2 separate regions of the Mus musculus genome follow, and region 2 is linked to region 1. Evidence: chromatin loops called from intact Hi-C (ENCODE). Cell type or tissue: heart. All regions are shown on one strand. Each heading gives the region's core, and the rest is flanking DNA. Links, peaks and the distances in the headings are about the cores only.

Region 1 (10,337 bases), core at 4,194-6,693:
GAAAGTTCCTTCATGGACCACAACCTCTGTCACTGCTGGATGGCTTCACTACTTCCTCTCAGGTCTTCTCTCCCCTTGCCCACTTCAGCTGACTTGCCTGGCACGCCCAGTCTCCTGTTGCACAGGAAGGCCTCTGTCAGTGTCTAGTTCAGCCCCCGCGCATCCCCGTATCTCAGTGGTAATTTGACTGCCCGCCATTCTGTTGTCTTGGTATTTTCCAGGTTGGACTACTAAGAAAGATGCTGTAATTATTGCCCGGCTCATCTTTAAGTGCCAAACCTCGTGATAGGCCACAGGCAAGCAAGCCTCCTGCTTGGCCATCTGGTCAAAACAGCCCAGTCTGGATTATGTGGTATCAAATATGGCCACCTAAGGTATCCATCCTTGTAGCAATGGAACACAGTCCAGCAGCAGCACCCCTGCCATTTGTAACAATGTTGCAAGGTCTCTGATTCTGATCATCTGTAATTAGACAGTTTTGGTGATGGGACAAGAGCTAAGAATTTTTTCCTTTAACTCTTAAAATCCCACCAGCCTAACTCTCAGAAGACAGACTGGGCATTTTGTTGGATTGAGAGATGGAAAGTTAGCATGAGTCAGCTGGGATCCACAGAATTTACCAACTTTCTGATCTAGCCTGGAAAACTAGCCAAGGATCTTTCTTTCCCAAAGTCATGTATGTGGTTGCTGTGGGATCAGAGAAGTCAGGGTTTAGCTTACAAAAGGCAGAGTTGCCCCACTCCCCAGGGAATTAGTGAGATGAGGTGTCCACCCTCATGGGAAATGAGGACAGAATGGACCCCAGGCCTCATTCAGAGAAACATGGGGAACTGGGAAAGAGAGAGACTACATCTCCTCACAGAAACATCTAGACTTCATTAGAACTACTATTATCCTGCTTCCAGAAGTGGACAGAATCCCCCAGGAAAATGACTCTGCCAAGTCCATTGCTTTGTGTTCGTGGCATCTGAATTTGATAGAAGTAGTCTGGACCAAGATGGCACCTGTCCTGGGTCACTTAAAAGTGAGTCTCACTGTTCCTTGATGCTTATCTGAATCTTTTGTGTGAACCTGTGTGAGGATGTGTGATATATGTTTGAATTTGTAAACATTCACGGCCACATGATGCATGCCACAGCATAAATGTAGAGGTTAGAAGACAACTTTGGGGAGTCAGTCTCATCTTTCCTCAAGGGTCTTTAGACTTGGGCTACAAATGCCTCACCAGCCATCTCAGTGGCCTGCCAAGCTGAATTCAGCTACATCCTTCTGATGTTGCTGTAGGTGAGACAGCAGTGTGCAGGCAAACACCGGCAGACATGCCTCTAAGGTTCGTGTTTACTGCTGTCCAGCATGTCCGCCATCATCACAGGGAAAGGTATGTGTGCATATAGTATAAATTATATAGTTTATATGTAGTATAAACAAATGTTAACTTAATTCTATTACTGTTGTATGTAATTGTCTGTACTCCTACGATGCCGCACATTCACATGTGGGTAGCTTGCAGAATGTTTTTCTTCTTTAAGTACTATTTTTATTAATTCTTTGAGCGTTTTATACCATATACTTTATCCCCCCCCATTTCCTTAGTCATTTAAGATGTACAGTCTCTCTCCCCTCCCCCATTTCCTCTTCCATTCACTGTCCACACCCTTCCCTCTCAGCCCTCCCAACTTTGCGCTTTCTTCCCCATACCCCCACCCCCACTCCTCCATCAAGTCCAGTTTATACTGACCAAACTGGTCCTGGGTGTGTGGCCTGTTCTGGCATGTGGCTGACCTGCCAAGAGTTACATCATTAAAGAGAACCCATTCTAGCCTCTCCCAGCAGCTATCAGCTACCCATAGCCCCTCACCTAGTGGTGTGGCTTCCTGCCTACCTTCCTCCCTCCATGTAGCCATTGTTGTCTGGCTTGAGCTTGCACAGGTATGTACATGTTTGTGCAGGTATGTTGGCTATATGTGCAACTGCCATGTTGTGTCTGGAAAACACTGTTTGCTTGAGGTCAGCCACTGTATGGATTACCGACTCATTTGATCTATCTGTCCCCTCTTCCTTGAAGATCTCCCTGAGGGAAGAAGTCTGCTAGGTTATGGTGGGACATAGTCTATGAGGAATAAGGTCATCTTTCTCTGCCTCTTTGAGGCACCCCACTATAAACATTCTTTTCCAGTAAATAACATATCTGGGTTCACAGTGTGATCAAATATCCTGCAACAGAGGACCTTGTTTCAAAACAAGGCAGACAGCACATGGGGAACAGCACTCAAGGCTGCCATCTGATCCTCACATGTACATCACATAGAGAGACACACCGAAACATACACACAAACACACATGTACACACACACACAGACACACAGACACGTCCACACAAGCATATACTCCTTCCCATTACTGGGAACCAAGCACAGAGTTTTCCTTGCACATGCCAGGTAAGGATTCTACCATACCACTAAGCTACATGGCCCCCCACAATGCTTCCACTCTATGACGCTCCTAGAGAGCTCAGATTTGTAAAGACACAAAGCAGAGCATTGTTCTCCAGGACCTGCAGAAGGAGGGATGAAGCTGTTTCATGGGTGCTGGGTTTCAGCTTTACAATAGGAAAAGGGTTAGGGATGGCTAGCGCCATAACAGTGTGAATGACTACTAATTAGAATGTACGTTTTTAAACGGCTGAGCCAGAGGGCAGCCTGTCTTTCTTGAGTACTCTATGACAATGGTTGTTTTTCTTATATATCTTATAGGTGTTTATGACGTGTGTGTGTGTGTGTGTGTGTGTGTGTGTGAGAGAAAGAGAGAGAGAGAGAGAGAGAGAGAGAGAGAGAGAGAGAGAGAGAGAGAGAGAGAGAGAACGTGTCACAGCATACACATGTGCAGGTCAGAAGACAACCTTACTATCAGTCCTTGTCTTCCACAGGGTTGAGGCAGGGTATCTTGTTGTTTTCCACTGTGAATGCCAGGCTGGCTACCCTCAAGCTTTGGGGATTTTCTGTCTCTACCTCCTTTCTCACCATGGGAGCACTGGGGTCACAGATGTGCCACCTCCTGGTTTATGTGGGCAGCTTCTGGGGACTTAAGGGACAAGACCTCTCTCTGCCTACTGAGCAATCTTGACAGCCCAACTTTTTGTTGCTTTTTAAAGAACTCTTGAGTTGCAGCTGGTTGCCTGTTTTGATTTCTGCAAACAGAACAAGGAATCCAGACCTTCAGGAAATTATCACACATAAAGTGTCTAAGGGTGCTCCGCGTTGGTCACCTCTGCTAGTGTGCCCCGCTACAGTGCTCCATCTGGAGCACTCCTTGTGTTGGGTGGTTAATCCTGCCTCTACCCCCAACTCTCAGTCTGAAATTTTAGCTGATACAGTTAGTGAGCGGCCCGGGTCTCCCAGTGGAGAGCAAAGATGATATTCATCCAGCTTCCGTGACTGGTAGTTACCAGGGATTTGCAAACTGGCTCCAGATTCCAGTCAGAACTGGATCTTAAGTCCCAACCAAGATCTCTGGAGGTGGGAATGGAACTGGTGTGCTGGTGAGGCAGAGAAGATCCACAGGGCTTCAGGCCAAGAACCCACCCACTGAGAACCCCAGCTGTCCCGTCTTCCTCCCACACCCATCCTGCCCCAGGGAGAGGACCAGCTGGAAGCAACACAGAGAACGAGAGCGGAAAGCCCAAGCCCAAAGCTTCATCTAGAGGTCACAGCAGCCTCGGAGCAGATAGGAGGAGGAGACTGGGGAGAGGCAGAGACCAGGGAACAAAACTCACACCACCCTGCCAGAGCCAAGCAGGCAGCCTGGGTCCCCGCCACTGTCAACCCTGCTTCGGTCCACAGACTGTCTTGGAGAATGTCTGAGACTAGGGAAGGCTTTTCAGTCAGCTGACCTCAGGACCCAGACCAAGAAACTGTCCAGTGACTTGTACCTTGGGTAGTGAGCTGTCTTTGAAATCAGTAACTTGGCTTCCCCCACCTCACCCAAAGCTGGCTGAGGATGGCCATGAATGTTTCCTGTCACAACAGAGCAGCAGTGGATCTAGTCTAGAGGAAAGCTAGCCCTCATGAGAACTGCCTACACCAAAAAAAAAAACGGCCTGTAGAAGAGCATCTGTCACTTCTAGACCACGCAGGCCAATCCTAAGTGGGAAAGAAGGTCTCAGACCAGGTGCTCGAGGCAATCAATCAATCAATCAATCAATCCTTATTTGTTATTTAGTGGGTTTTTTTTTGTTTTTTGTTTTTTGTGGTTTTTTTTTTGTTTGTTTGTTTTTGTTTTTTTGAGACAGGGTGGATTTCTCACATACCCCATACTTATCTCCAATTCTCAATAACTCAGGGTAACTTTGAACTCCTTGATCCTCCTGCCTCCACCTCCCGAGTGCTGAGATTCCAGGTATGCATACCTCACTATATTCATGCACTGCTGGGAATCGAACCTGGGACTCTGTGCAGGTTAGGCAAGCACTCTACCAACTAAGCCCCAGCCTTAGCCCTGATATTTGGGATATTTTGGGTTTTATTCCTTCAATTTTGGGAAAGGCTCTATAAACTCACTCTTAACTTGGGCCCTTCTCTGTAGAAATGGAGCTTAAGTGAATGCTCTCTGAGCGCAAAAGTTCCCTCCTCCCAGTTTTTTATATTAGGCAAGTTATACATATTCATGGTACGAAACGGATTTGGAAAATACAGACGGAAAAATGAAGCCCTTCAAACTCTCTTCTCCAGATCCAGTCACTGTTGGTACTGTAGGACTATGTTCCCAGACTTTGTTAAATGCAAGTGCAAATATGTGTTTTTACATGAATCACATGTAATTACATAAATACATGTGATTCATGTAAGAACATTATAAGCAATACACTACAAAAAAATCAGTCTCCACAAGTATACAGAACTGCATTTTAACCATGTTATAAATCTTATTATGATATACCACCATTTATTTAAGTAGTCTCATCCATTTTTTTTTAAGATTTATTTTTACACCTGGCGGTGGTGGCACACACCTTTAATCTCAGCACTTGGGAGGCAGAGACAGATTTTTGAGTTCAAGTCCAGCCTGGTCTACAGAGTGAGTTCCAGGACAGCCAAGTCTACACAGAAAAACTCTGTCTCCAAAATATATATATATATATATATATATATATATTTTTTTTTTTTTTTTTTTTTAATTCTGTGTCTGTGCATGTGAGTGCAATGCTTGGGGAAGCCAGAAGAGGGCGCTTGATCCCTTGGTCCTCTGTTAGAGCAACAAGTATCCTTTTCTTTCTTTCTTTCTCTCTCTCTCTCTCTCTCTCTCTTTCTTTCTTTCTTTCTTTCTTTCTTTCATGTAAGTACACTGTAGCTGTCTTAGACACTCCAGAAGAGGGCATCAGATTTTGTTACGGATAGTTGTGAGCCACCATGTGGTTGCTGGGATTTGAACTCAGGTCATTGGAAGAACAGTCGATGTTCTTAACCGCTGAGCCATCTCACCAGCCCCCCTTTTCTTTTTTTAATGTTATTTTTTTATTAGATATTTTCTTCATTTACATTTCAAATGCTATCCCCTTTCCTAGTTTCCTCTCCAAAAGTTCCCTATACCCTCCCCCCGCCCTGCTCTCCAACCCACCCACTCCTGCTTCCTGGCCCTGGCATTCCCCTGAACTGGGGCATATAATCTTCGCAAGGCCAACGGCCTCTCCTCCCATTGATGGCCCACTAGGGACATACAACTACATACAACTAGAGACACAAGCTCTGGGGGGTACTGGTTAGTTCATATTGTTGTTCCTCCTATAGGGTTGCAGACCCCTTTAGCTCCTTGGGTACTTTCTCTAGTTCCTTCATTAGGGGCCCTGTGTTCCATCCAATAGATGACTGTGAGCATCCACTTCTGTATTTGCCAGGCACTGGCATAGCCTCGAAAGAGATAGATATATCAGGGTCTTTTCAGCTAAATCTTTCTGGCATATGCAAGTGTCTGGGTTTGGTGGTTGTTTATGGGATGCATCCCCAGGTGGGGCAGTCTCTGGATGGTCCTTACTTCCATCTCAGCTCTGAACTTTGTCTCTGTAACTCCTTCTATGGGTATTTTTGTTCCCCCTTCTAAGAATGAGCGAAGTATCCACACTTTGGTCTTCCTTCTTCTTGAGTTTCATGTGTTTTGCAAATTGTATCTTGAGTATTCTAAATTCTGGGCTAATATCCACTTATCAGTGAGTGCATATCATGTGAGTTCTTTTGTGATTGGGTTACCTCACTCAGGATGATACCCTCCAGATCCATCCATTTGCCTAAGAATTTCATAAATTCATTGTTTTTAATAGCTGAGTAGTACTCCATTGTGTAAATATATCACATTTTCTGTATCCATTCCTCTGTTGAGGGGCATCTGGGTTCTTTCCAGCTTCTGGCTACTATAAATAAGGCTGCTATGAACATAGTGGAGCATGTGTCCTTATTACAAGTTGGAACATCTTCTGGGTATATGACAAAAAGAGGTATTGCGGGATCTTCCGGTAGTACTATGTCCAATTTTCTGAGGAACCGCCAGACTGATTTCCAGAGTGGTTGTACAAGCTTGCAATCCAACCAGCAATGGAGGAGTGCTCCTCTTTCTCCACATCCTTGCCAGCATCTGCTGTCACCCGAATTTTTGATCTTAGCTATTCTGACTGGTGTGAGGTGGAATCTCAGGGTTGTTTTGATTTGCATTTCCCTGATGATAAAGGATGTTGAACATTTTTTCAGGTGCTTCTCAGCCATTTGGTATTCCTCACGTGAGAATTCTTTGTTTAGCTATGTACCCCATTTTTAATAGGGTTATTTGATTTTCTGGAGTCCAGCTTCTTGAGTTCTTTATATATATATATTAGATATTAGTCCCCTATATGAGTTAGGATAGGTAAAGATCCTTTCCCAATCTGTTGGTGGTCTTTTTGTCTTATTGACGGTGTCTTTTGCCTTGCAGAAGCTTTGTAATTTTATGAGGTCCCAATTGTCGATTCTCAATCTTACAGCACAAGCCATTGCTGTTCTGTTTAGGAACTTTTCCCCTGTGCCCATATCTTTGAGGCTTTTCTCCACTTTCTCCTCTATAAGTTTCAGTGTCTCTGATTTTATGTGGAGTTCCTTGATCCACTTAGACTTGAGCTTTGTACAAGGAGATAAAAATGGATCAATTCGCATTCTTCTACCTAATAACCACCAGTTGTGCCAGCACCATTTGTTGAAAATGCTGTCTTTTTTCCACGGATGGGTTTAGCTCCCTTGTCAAGGATCAAGTGACCATAGGTATATGGGTTCATTTCTGGGTCTTCAATTCTATTCCATTGATCTACCTGTCTGTCATGGTGATTCCACCAGAGGTTCTTTTATTGTTGAGAATAGTTTTTACTATGCAACAAGTATTCTTAATGACTAAGTTATCTCTCCAGCCCCATCTAGACCCTGTCTTAAAAAAAAAGTAACTAAAAAAATTTTAAAAAAAATTTCAAAAGGAACAACAACAACAACAGCAACTCATGATGGGATTTCAGTGTAACTCCTTTTAAGACAGAGATGGGAGATGAACACAACTCATCCCTGATCCGTTTATTTCTTCAGAATGTATTATTTGGGCTGGTGTGGTGATGCACACCTGATGATTAAGAATGGTCCTAGCACTTGCAGACAGGAGGATGAGAACACGTTCAAGGTCACCCTCAGCTACACAGCCTCAGTTACACAGCAAGCTCCAGGCTAACCTGGTCTACCTGAGACCCTGTCTCGAAACAACAAAAGATTTAAATTCCTAAATCCTAACTTTGTAATGGTTGGGTCAGAACGTTTTTGCAATATCCATTAATCTCTTTGGTCAATCATTTTGATCAATCTACACGTGTGTTCCTTCAAGATGGCAGACCTGAACTGCGCTTAGAAACTAGAGCGGTACTTGGTTTTCTCAGACACAAGCATCCACTAAAGCTAGTTTCAAAACAAAACCCCTTACTTCTCTCCTCTATGAGCTCATCAATAACTAATGACATTTAAAAGACACACAGTCTTGTTTTGACTTTGGCTGTCTGCTAAACAAAAGCCCACATATACTAGGGGATATACTGGGGAGTTCACTTGCCTCACACTTTTCTGCAAGATGAGACTTCGCTACCGACCTTCTTACAGTCATTCGCCTTCCAACCTGCCATCCTCCTGCCCTCAGTGCCTCCTAACTGCTCTCCTCTTTCCTCTCCTCATTTCCCCTTTCTTATTTATCATCACCACTGTCGTCACCATCACCATCATCATCATCACCATCTGAGTGTGTATTATCGCTCTGTGTGTATGAGTGTAAGTACGAACACACATGTGAGGGTTGGGGAACAGTTTGGGCAGTCGGTTCTCTCCTACCTTGGGTTCCAGGGACGGAACTCAGGTCATTAGGCTTATTCAGCAACCACCTTTACCCACTGGCCGGAGAAACCTGGTCTCGAGCAATCCTGTTTCCTCCACTTCTAAAGCAGCCCACTTTCTCTCTCTTTCAACATGGCCTCACATATTCCATATTGGCCTTGGACTTGCTCTGTAGCTAAGGATGACTTTAAATTGATCCTCCAGCCTCCACCTCCTGAGTGCTGGATTACTGAGTGTCCACCACACCTGGTTTGTGCTGAGGATCAAAGCCAGGGTTCCCTGCAGGGGAGACAAGCATTCTGCAAACCGAGCCCCAGCTGGAGCCCCAGCCGGAGCCCCAGCCCCAGCCCCAAGCCTGTTCCTTCTCTCATTCACCTTTGTTCCATCTTCCTGGCAGGCCTTGTCCCTTCTGTACAGGGAGACCTTTTGGAGTTGGGCAAAGGTTTCAGCTGCACAGGAATGTCCATGAACTCTTGAGTTTGGGGTATTTGTGATTTCAGTTCTGAGGAAACGGGATTGCTTTGAAGTCCCCTGACTCATCTTTCTTTTTAACTTATTTCCTGTAAGTGAGGCACTCATTTGGGGCAGGGATGGTGTCATACAGCATCCCCTTCAGAGTGGTTGTCCGGGCCAGGGATCATCTGAACAGGGCCCCTTACAGACATGAACTAGAGCAAATGCTCACTGGCTGGCCCTGCAATCTTACGAGTTGCTGGAGCAGCCCTAACGGCCGCCTCGAATTAATAATACGAAACACATGCTCCATCTGCCTGCTAATGGTGACAAAGCCATTTGTGTTCAGCATGGCCATAATCATTCTACAGATGAAACTCTTTCTAAAACTCATCACCCAGGCTGTTCAATCATCCTCACGGAGTGGGAAGACTCCATCCCCGCCCCTGCCCTGGTCCCCGCCCCCACCCCCTCCCCATCCCACTTAAGGCCTCTCTCCCAAAGCAGCCAGTTCAGCACGAGGAGGCATCTTGCCGCTGAAAAAGGGGAGCAGAGTAGAAACTTTTCAAACTTTCTGCTCCTAATAAGGCAGGCAGAGATCAATGCCAGTAGCTAAAGTGGAGAAGACTCTGTGTCTTTCCATGGGAATCCTGGGAGCTCCGCACGACTCCCGTGGGTTTCAAAGACCAAATCAATCGGTTACAAGGCCGGTTCATTAAGGAAAAAAATAAATAGAAAAGGGACTGTTATTAGCAAAATGTTAAATCCCTTTCTGTTTTCTTCTGACTGGAGACAGAAAGATTTCTTTGATATCTGAAATAGAAGTTGAATTATTGACTGATCATATTAATGTTGAATTCTACTACTGTCATATATCAAAAGGAAATTAGTCTAACATTTATGCTTCAAATTAAGATCTGGGATAATATACACTGCAGCCCATAGAATGTCTTAGGTTCAGATGATGTAAAGGTCAGCCCTGCTCTGAGAATAAACACTAGCTAATCCTCTCCCTGTCCCCTCCAAATAAATCTAAGTGGCAATGACCTCAGAGAGTGCTGTCTGGTCATCAAAGCACTACTAGGGATGGGCTCTGACAGGCACAGTGATGCTGCGGGCTGCTGATGAGGGCAGTGTGGCTGAAATGCAGAGCTGTCAAAACTCAGCTTGCTCCTACAACCTGAAGGGAGAGCCTCCTAAGAATGACTTGATGCGGCAGACCAGTTTCTCTCTCATCCCTGTGCTCCAGGCTTCTCATCACATCTTTGCTTTCAGATACACAATGCCTTTGGGCGGGCGCTGAGAACCATGAACGGGTTCCACCTTCTCGGGATGAAGTCATGGTACTGACTGTCCTCAGTAAGTTACATAATCAAGGCATTTTGAGGGGAGGGAAAAGCAAGCAGTTAAGGCAGGCTGTCTGGGGCCTGCCGCTTGCTCCTGCCGGCCTATGGTATGTAACACTATACGTCTAGCCTTCCATTCACAAAGAACATTGCCCCCATCCCT
Region 2 (10,337 bases), core at 3,824-6,323, 50 kb before region 1:
ATTATATTGGATTATAAGCAAAGGCATAAAATAAATATCTAGGCATCCTTCTGATATAAACAACTGAATACATTAACAGAGGTATGGTTTGCTGTCAAATCCCAGATAACTGCTGGACTTAGTGGCATCATCCTTAATCCCAGCTCTTGGGAGGCAGAGGCAGGCGGATCTTTGTTGGTTTGAGGCCAGCCTGGTCTACATGGTGAGTTCCAGAACAGCCAGGATCACATAGAGCATTGGTTCTCAACCTTCCTAATGCTATGACCCTTTAATACAGCTCCTCATGTTGTGGCGACCCCCAACCATAAAATTACTTTTGCTGCTACTTCATAACTGTAATTTGCTATTATTATGAATCATAATGTAAAATCTGTGTTTTCCAACAGTCTTGGGTGAACCCTGTGATAGGGTCACTTGATCCCCAAAGAGGCTTATGACTTACACAGGTTGAGAACCACATGCATAGATTGACCTTGTCTCAAAAAAAAAATGAGATAACTTAGTAGATCTTTGCAGTTTAAACTGGGCACAATTTCCCACCCTTAGTTGTGGGTTGTGCCAGCAACTTTCTCATTCTACAGTATTAGAATACATGTATTATTATGTATTATTACATACAGTATTACATACATGGAAAGGAGGCACAAGGCCTGGCTTCATGCTGGAAGCATCCTAACGTGCTACCTTAAACATATGACTAAGTCAACATTAACAGCCATGTGGCATGCTGATATTGAACACTATTGGTATGATAAGGTCAAAATGCGACTTTGCCTTTTCTTCTCAGAAGCCACATCCCAAAGCCTAATGAGGAGAAAGAGGTCAGCTATATACCCCAGTAGAAGAAGAACCTAAAAAACACTTGGCCAGGGGCTGGAGAAATGTATCATTTAAGAACACTGGCTGCTCTTCTAAAGGACTTGGGTTCAAGTCTCAAGCCCACACTAACTCTAGTTCCAGGGGATCTGACACACTTTCCTGGCCATCATTGATATCAGATATGGATATTGTGCACAAACATACATGCCAGCAAAACACTCATACATATTTAAAAAACGAAACAAAAACAAACACAACAGTATTAACAACAACAACAAATCCCTCAAATACTTGGCCAGTTCTTCTCAGAACTGTCAAGGTTACCATATCGCAAGTCTGCAAGATTAACAGCTAAGAGAAGATGGAACTGGCCACAGTGCCCCACACCTGTGATCCCAGGGCTTGGGAAGTGGAGGTAAGAGGATCAGAAGTTCAAGGCCAGCCTTGGCCTCACAATGAGTTTAAAGTCAGCTAGAGAACACGAGGTCCTGTTTTCAAAAACCACAAAGCAAGGCTAGCAAGAAGGCTCAGCGGGTGATGGCATTTGCTGACTGGAACCTACACAGCAGAAGGAGGGAGCTGACGCATGAAAGTTGACCTCTGACCTCTACATGTCTGCCACAGTCACTCCTGAACCGCAGTCAATAAACATAAAAAAGCAAATACTAAAGCAGCCAGAACCAAACCACTACAATGCTGAACTACAGTTCTCACAAGCATGCCTTATTTAACAATGCAAGATGGAAGTGCGGGGACTGGGGGTGGGATAGGAGGAAAGTGTTCATGTCTACAAATGTTCTGTGACTCTAAAACTATGCCAAAAGAATATTTTAAAAAGCTAATATGAATGTACTAGTTGTGCTGGCTAGTTTTATGTCAACTTGACAGAAGCAAAGTCATCCGAAAGGAAGGAATCTCAAATGAGAAAATGTCTCCATAAGATCCCGCTGTACGGTGTTTTCTTAGTGATATGGGAAGACCCAGCCAATTACGGGTGGTGCTATCCCTGGGCTGGTGGTCTTGGGTTCTATAAGAAAGCAGGCTGAGCAAGCCATGATGAGCAAGCTAGTAAGCAGCAGGCCTCTGTGGCCTCTGCATCAGCTCCTGTCTCTGGGTTCCTCGCTGTCTGAGTTCCTGTCCTAACTTCCTTCCATGATGAACAATGTGTGAACCAAATAAACCCTTTCCTTTCCAAGTTGCTTTGGGCATGGTGTTTCATCAAAGCAATAGAAACCCTAAGACACTACTGTTGTAGAAAAATATACCCTGCCCATGGGCTAAAGATAGAAAGGAAGAAATCCATAATTATATGGGACACATAGGTTTCCTCCCTTATCCGGGAAGATCATGGTGACTTGTTTTCTAGAGGCATCTGAACAGAAGACAATACACCAAGATCATCACAAAAATCCCACAACAAGGGCAATACTCATTATGATCCCAAGAAGCTAGGCAGAAAGCCCACAGTCCAGGGCTGTGATGTCATGGCCCAACCTCACTGTCAACTTGACTGGATTTAAAATCACCATGGAGACACAGTTCCTGGGTGTTTCCAGACAGGTTTAACTGTGAAAGGAAGATCCACCCTAATGTTGACAGCACCAACCTGTGCTGCAGGGCCCAGACTGAATAAAAAGGAGAAGGGAAAATGGGAAGCTGAGCTCCAGCCTTCACCTCTGCTCCCTGCATCTCTCACATTCAAGCCACCTAGGAGCCTTCCCTGCCATGGATGGACTGCATCTTCAACTGTGAGCCAAATACTTCCTTCCTCAAGGTGCTTGCCAGGTATTTTGTCATGATAACAAGAGAGGAAAGCAACCAATAGAATGGCTGCAGGGAACATAAAGAGCTTCCTCTTTGCTTAAGGATGCTTAAGGGACTACCTTCACTCTCTAGGAAAGGGGTGGGTGGGTGGGTCTCACGGGTGGATCTCTTACTCTTATCAGGGCTCAAGGCCCCGGATAGGGGTTTTGTGTCCAGAGTTTCTGGACTAGTTTTCTGTTGCAGCATAAGCAAACAACTGGAAACTTGGCAGCTTACAGCAAGAGCTATAGGTTAGAAGACCAATGTGGGTCTTACTGGGTTAAAGTGGAGACATCAGTGTGCCTGCATGCCTCTGTGGGGTTCTAAGCAAACTGTGTTCTCACCCCTTTGCCTACACTCCTTGTCTTTTGGTTCTATCACGCCATCTCCAAAGCCAGGACTGGGAGGAGGGAGGGGGTGGATTTTCCAGTTGCATCCCTCTGACCCTTCTTCAATTACCTTGTGCTTCCACTAGGTCTACCTGGGTAATCCAGTATGGACTTCCCACTCAAATCCAAACCATAATCTTTAATCCCCCCCTTTTCACATAAAGCACTTGTTCAAAGATCTCCAGGGTATCAGGATCTGGGTATCTCTGAAAAGACCATACTGTCTACAGTGGCTTTTCCTATGGATCAGGGAGATTCTCTTCTCCCCTTGCCTTTCCTTCCAACATACGGGTTCACCTCCCTCTTTGGGAGATTGCCAAAGGAAAATGCAAAGCCCCGGTCCTGCCCACCCAGCCCCTCAAACAAGGGAAGCTCTATTATTTTCAACAAAAACAAAAAATGTTACTTGTTTTCACAACTCTCATAGACGAGGCAGGAACCAATCCTTGGTGACCTTGGTGCCAGAGTAGAATCACATGCTCCTATACTCTATATAACTATTTAGTCACAAAGGTCTCCCATCAGGTTTTGGGAACACACACACACTCACCCTGAAAAAAAAAGCCATAGGGGGAGACTGGCACTGTGACAGGAAGGGGTGGAAGGATCCATAGTCTTCCGTCTTAACTTTTCCAGCAGTTTTTAATTTGGTTGGCTTTGTAGCTGCTGCAGAGTTGGAAGGTAGCCAAGCAATGACCCAGGGCATGATTTTATTGTTCCGCCCAGCACGTGGTACAGCTGCCCTCCAATTGCTGACAAGCTTAGAAGGAGAGGGCAGAACACAACTACTGGTGGGTTCCAGGCAGTCAAAAATGTGAATGGCAACATTTGCTGAGGTCTTAAATGAGCTGCAGGAGTTCAATTTAAATAGGACAAGGCAAGGAGGGGCCAGGGGAACAACACATCAGTGGGATTGCTTGTTCCATGCAATGGCCTGTTGCTTCTTTATACCACACAACTACCTTGCCTTTAAAGTCTACCCAGGGCTGGTGAAATAGCTCAGCAGGTAAAGGTGCTTGCTGCCAAGCCTGATGACATGAGTTCAATCCCCAGGACTCACAGAATGGAAGGAGAGAACCAACTCCAGCAAGTTGTCTTTTGACTTACACACACACACACATTTAAGGGAGCTGTAGCTGCTAGACATTTAGGGAGTTTCCAGATTTGGAGGAGCAGAGTTGACACATGCTTGCCTAACACACATGAGACCTGTGCTTGACCCCTAACCCTGTATTAGTCAGGACTGGGTACAGACCTGTAACCCCAGCAATCAGGAGCATGAGACTCAGGCATTGCCTTGATTACAGACTGAGTGTGAGGTCAGCCTGGGCCACATGAGACCCTGATGTGAAAGGGGGTGGGGGTCAGATGTTGGACCGAGGACCATAAGAGGTGATAACCCTCCCTCATATGTGGCAGTTTGTCCTCATCAGATTGCAGGAGATGAGTCCCACAGAAGCTGTTGGTATTAATAGTCAGGGGCCTTGTAGAAAACACCTCTTAGAGATTTCCCATCAGCCCAGCCCCCAACCCCAGCTGTCTTCACTTTGTCAGGCATAGGCTATGGGACTCCAGGAACTAGACCCTGGCAAAAAAGTGAAGAGATTTAATTACACCAAGACCTACACTGCTTCCTACAGGTGAGCCAACATGGAGGCAACTGTGGGTATCTCTGAGGTTGGAGGTGCAAACTTCTATTGTACCCATGGAGGGGCTCAAGACTTCTCATCTCCCAAGACAATCTCCAAAAAAATTGGTGGGAGATAAAGAATATATTTTTAGGAAGAAATTTGAGTAGGGTACATATTTTTTCTCAAGTAACAGAGCAGTAAGGAACAGACTAGACCTGAAGCTGAACCCTGTCCTTTATGTTTTGACAGTAGGCCTAAGCCATTTCTGAGATCTGGCTCCATGACATGACCACACGGGAGCATCTAAGGCTGTCCTGACCTTACTCAGGCTGATCCGAGAATGCCAAGTTAAATTGAGTAGGCAGCCTGGTCTCATCAGAGCCTTGCAGCCTCTTGAGGAAGCTGCTGAGGGTGGAGAGAGAGGCCAGGCCCTGTGCTGGCTGTTTCCCAAATAGCAGTTTCCCCTTTACAATCCTCTGGGGAACAGAGTTGAAGTTCAGGGCTAGTTCAGCCCATTGTTACAACTGCAGGGCTATCAGCTGTCGGATGGAACACCAATGTGTATATGATTATTACCTTTAACTGTCAATCTGACCCAAACAGATTCACTTAGGAAGAGTCTCAATGAGGGATCGCCCCCCCACCCTCATTGGGTTGACCTGTGGGCATGTCTGTGTGAGAATGGCTTAAGTTAACTATTAGGGGGAAGACTCAGACTACTGTGGGCAGCACCATTCCTTAGGCAAGGAATCTTGAACTGTGTAAGAGTGGAAATCTATAGCTGAACACAAGCAAGTGAGCTAACATAGGTGCATTTATTTCGTTTTGTTCTAGACTATGGGTATGATGATAGCTGCTTCAAGCTCCTGCTGCCTTGAGTACTCTACAGCAGACCTGCAATTCTGAAATGAAAAGAAAAGAAAAGAAAAGAAGAGAAGAGAAAAGAAACCCTTTCTCCCCTAAATTGTTTTTGTCAGGCTTGTGTTTGTTTGTTTTTAATCACAGGGACAGAAATTAAGCTAGGACAGGAGGCACTGAACATCTGCTCATTCTTTTCTCCTATCTTCAATGGCTGTGCACTGATATGATGTACCTTTCTCTAAGAGAGAACGAGCCCTTGGCCTGGAAGTGCACAGCCGTGTGCACCCCAAGTCTAGGGTGCTAGTGGCTGCTCTGGAAGAACTCCAAGCATGTCCAGAAAGGTCCAGATGGGGAAAAGGAATGGGCTTCACAATAAAGGTGGCATCAGATCTTTTTTGTCCCCAGAGGTCTGTTTTTCTGTCCATCTCACCCAGCAGTGTGCAATTACACACCTGTGTGCATATCTGAAGAACACCTGTATCCCCCATGATTCCAAAGGGCCCAGGGGTCATCCACCAGCATCTGCCAGCATCCGTCACACAATGAATGCTTAACACGCATTTGCTGAATGAGTGAACAGGATGGCAACGCGGGCCGCCGGGCTGCTCTGCAGAGACCTGCAGCCAAATAAACAGCTCGACTTTTTACACCAGGATTAATCCCTCGAAGGTCTGGACTTCCGGAGGGGACTGGAAGGGATAAAGGAACAAAGCATTCATGGAAGAGCAGAGTTGGTGACATATGCCTGTCCAGAATGGGGGAGTTCAGGAAATCTGGTATGAGGCCATTGCGCTTATCATTTTAGACCCTCTTAGTGCTAGATAAAGTCCTGCCCAGACCTGGAAATTCATGGAGTATGGCACTAGAAATGGCACCGACTGCCAGTCTCTGCACCACGAGAGCCATCACAGTTCCCTGGTTATGTATCTTTTTTTTTTTTTTTTTTTTTTTTTTTTTTTCCGAGACCAGCAAACCCATGTTGACAGCAAATCTGTACAGAAAAATCTATTAAAAGAAATTGTGGTGAGTCGAACTGCTTTAACTGTCTGCCGTTCTGCTGATTGCGGGCTGCGCACCTCGCCTGAGCCTGCCTTCTGTACAACCTCCCATTTGATTCAATTCAATGGATAATTAGGGAGTCTCAACTCCGTGCAAGGCAATGCACCGGGACCCTCATTCCAGTAGCATCTTCCAAGCACAGGGCAGGATTTAACTTAGAGACAGAAATGAGCGCATACAAAGACGTGCAGAGCAGCAATGGCCATAGGATATTGCATTACAAAGACCATTTCAAAGACACTTATGTTGAACCTGTGTGAGCGGGTGTGGGATGGCTGGTACCACACATTATGCATCTGTTCTAACACACATTGAGCATCTGTGGTGAGAAATGTTCCTGCATCACAGAGATGGTCAATCTTGACTAGATATATAATCACTGTGGAAACATACTCTGGTTGTGTCTACGAGCGTATTTCCAGAAAGGCTTAACTAAGAGGATTTACCCTAACTGCAGAGGTACAATCTTATGGATTGGGGTGCAAGGATGAATGAAAAAGAGAAACTACAGCATTCTCTCAGTGCTTTCTGGATGGATGCAATGAGGCCAGCTACCCTCCGTGCTATGAAGGGCCATAGCTCATGCTGAATCAGCATAACCCTCCCTCCCTTCCTTCCTTCCTCCCTCCCTCCCTCCCTCCCTTCCTTCCTCCCTCCCTCCCTCCCTCCCTTCCTTCCTTCATTCCTTCCTTAAGATGCTTTTGTCATAGCACCGAAGAGTAACTCATACAGGCACAGCTACATCTGCAGTGAAGAGAATGAAGGAGAAACTGCCCCTGCCTGCTCACGTGGAGGTGGGAATTAGAGCATCTCAGAGGACAAGGCACTTCAGTGGCTTCAGGAATTCAGTAGGGGCTGGGAGATGACACAGAACAGGCTAGAAGCTGGCACAACCATGTGTGTCATCATAGAGTGAATCCAAGATCACATAAGCCAGAACATGCAATATGTGGGCTTAGACCTGAAAACAGTGCCCAGCCCCTTGATAAGTAAAAACAGTTTTTGCAAGTTTGAAGGGTAACTCGGAAAGGTTCTCCAGAGGCTGGGGACACAACTCTATTGGTAAATTTCTAGCCAAGCAAGGATGAAGATCTGAGCTTGATCTCCAGCATTCTCAGAAAAAGCTTGCACGGTGGCTTGTACTTGTAACCCCAATGCTAGAGAGGTGTAGACAGGTGGATCCCTGGGGCTTGCTGGATGGCCAGCCAACTTAGCTGAATCATGAGTTCTTGGAAATCCAGGAACCTTTGCAAATAAAAAAGCAAAGTGGGCCAGGCGGTGGTGGCACACGACTTTAATCCCAGCACTTGGGAGGCAGAGGCAGGTAGATTTCTGAGTTCAAGGCCAGCCTGGTCTACAAAATGAGTTCCAGGACAGCCAGCAGGGCTATACAGAGAAACCCTGTCTCGAAAAACCAAAAAAAAAAAAAGCAAAGTGAGGAGCGATTGAGGAACACATCCAAGGTTGACCCCTGGCCTCTCCATGTACATGTATTTACACACATACACACACACACACACACACAAGGGGGTGGTAAGAGGGAGAGAGAGACCTACAGGGAATCCAGCCAAGTAGAAGTCTAGCCCAGGACACATGTTCCCATGATAAGGTAGACTGAGTTAGTCTGGCCTTTAGTCCCTGGATGAATCTGAGCACAGCCTTTTGACTTACTCCCTTTCCAAACTGGGAATCCTATCGCTTAGCTCACAGCTTGGTAACGAGCTACCATGACATAACACATATAAAATGCTTAGCACAGCAGAGCCTACCTCCCCCAGCACTCAGTACCTGCTCATTTACCTTTTCACCACCTCTCAACAGTGTGTGCCTAGTAATGGGTGACCACTAGGAGAGACAGAGAGGCTTGCCAGAGACAATCTAATGGGTTAAGAATGCCTGGGAGAGCCATCTGCGCTCAAAAAACCAAGAGAGAGGAGACTGTAAGAAAGGACCACCCCTTGTCTTGGGTGGACTGTGACAGGATGATGAGGAAGGGGCAAGCTTACACAAAGGCTCCACAATGCAGAAAGATGCTTGAGGCACGTGGCAAAGTGGAGCACCCAGACGTGGAGTGAAGGGCCATATGATTGCTGTGACTGAGTCTGGGGGGAGGGTGTTCAAAGAAATAGAAGACAGCATGGTGAAAGCAGAGGGGAGACAGCTGAGGTGGCTGTCATGGAAGCTGGTGCTGCCACTAGTTGTGGCCGTTGTGCCACTAGTTGACTGAATTTTAAAAGTGGGCAAATGATATTCAGTGGCTACAGCACTTGGGCTGTGGTATCTCAAGATCAATGCCATTGAGAGAAGGGGCTGACTCTAGATCTGAACATAGTAAGACCAGAGACATGGGATGAGCCTGGGTCATCTGACTTGCCGAAGCCCGACAAGTGTGGGCTTCTATCAGCTATAGAAGTTATCAGTCAGGCTTTGGCTGGCCAAAGGCAGAAAAATTAAAGTCAGAGATAGTAATGGACTGAAATAGGTCAACTACATGTAAACCCAAGGATTAATAATGGATTGATGATGATGATGACGACGATGATGATAACCTAGGGAACCAGGGAGATGGCTTAGTTGGAAAAGTGCCTCCTGAGCAAGCATGAGGACCCAAGTTCAATCCCCAGCACCACTGCAAAAGTCCAGGTGTGGCAACTAGTTCTTGTGATCCCAGTGTGAAGTGGAGACAGGAGGATGGCTGGGGCTCACTGGCCAGCCCGCCCCTGTGAGTCAGTAAATCCCAGGCCTCGGTGAGAGACCCTGTCTCAAAAAAGAAGCACAATGCTGGGAGCTCTCCCTCCAGCTCTGGGTGAACGTATACACAGTTTCAGCTAACTAGTGATGGTTCAGTGCCCCAGTAGACCAGCTATCTAAATAATGACCATCAGTGGCTCCTCGAATCACAAGAAGAGAGGCAAGGAGTAGTAAGGCTTCCCACCTCCCTTCAGAGACAAGCTATGCTGACCCCACCCCTAACCAGCAAGCTTTGGAAATGCAGGGGCCCGATGAGTAAGTTCAACCACACCACCACTGTCCAATTAGCAGAATCCAGACTGTTAGAAACTCTACAGATCTCTCAAAAACAAACAAACAAACAAACAAAAAAATCAAAAAACATTGCAAAGATACAAAAGAACATGAGCAGGGAGCCACCAATCCCAGCAAGGTTTCTGTTGTTGTCATCTTAAATATTGATTCCAACATGCTGGAAAGTAATTACTAAATGATCAAAATTTGGAAAACAAAAGGCTGGAAAATGTTAAGGAATTGATTTTTTTTCTTATGTAATTTTTTTTAAATAAAAAATCCTTCTATAATAAAATTAATCACTTTTGTGGTACCCTGAAATGTAAATTTTAAATATTGAAAAACTATACCTAGGGCTGGAGAGATGGCTCAGCGGTTATGAGCACTGATTGCTATTTCAGAGGTCCTGAGTTCAATTCCCAGCAACCACATGGTGGCTCACAACCATCTGTAGTTCCCCTTACAGATGCCTTCTTCTGCCTTCCCATCTTATGCCTTCTTCTCATGTCTGAGGAGAGCAACAGTGTACTCACAGACATAAAATAAATAGATAAATCTTTAAAAAAAAAAAGAAAAAGAAAACTATACCTAAATAAATGGTAAAATTTTAAAGTCTTTATGCATAATACATAAAATTATTATTATTATTATTATATCTGGGATTTAATGCAAATTAACTTTCCAGTGAAGATGAGAGATCAGGTAAGAAGTATCAAGATCAAGATTGGCTGGGCAGAGATGGCACACACCT

What was found. Peaks named below come from ENCODE experiments on the same cell type or tissue, not always from the same donor. Only the 100,000 strongest peaks of a DNase experiment are listed, where the experiment ranks them.
Region 2: it touches region 1 in a loop (2.5-fold over the local background); 3 of 42 quality-filtered maps call a loop at or near these places.

The regions. Positions count from the first base shown.
Region 1 is chr7:112,472,677-112,483,013 of GRCm38, reverse strand. All of the region lies in intron 1 of Parva (parvin, alpha), which reads right to left. Among named protein-coding and RNA genes, the nearest start is that of Gm45998, 26 kb to the right of the region's middle. In heart, for the core only: a CTCF peak has its summit at 5,222 (motif pointing right); no DNase peak of the experiment used is centred there.
Region 2 is chr7:112,522,192-112,532,528 of GRCm38, reverse strand. The region is part of intron 1 of Parva (parvin, alpha); the gene reads right to left. Parvaos (parvin, alpha, opposite strand) reads left to right here. Exons shown (of 5, transcript NR_154467.1): 4 at 2,437-2,604; 5 at 5,477-5,557. Among named protein-coding and RNA genes, the nearest start is that of Parvaos, 8.3 kb to the left of the region's middle. In heart, for the core only: no CTCF peak of the experiment used is centred there; a DNase peak (open chromatin) is centred at 5,078.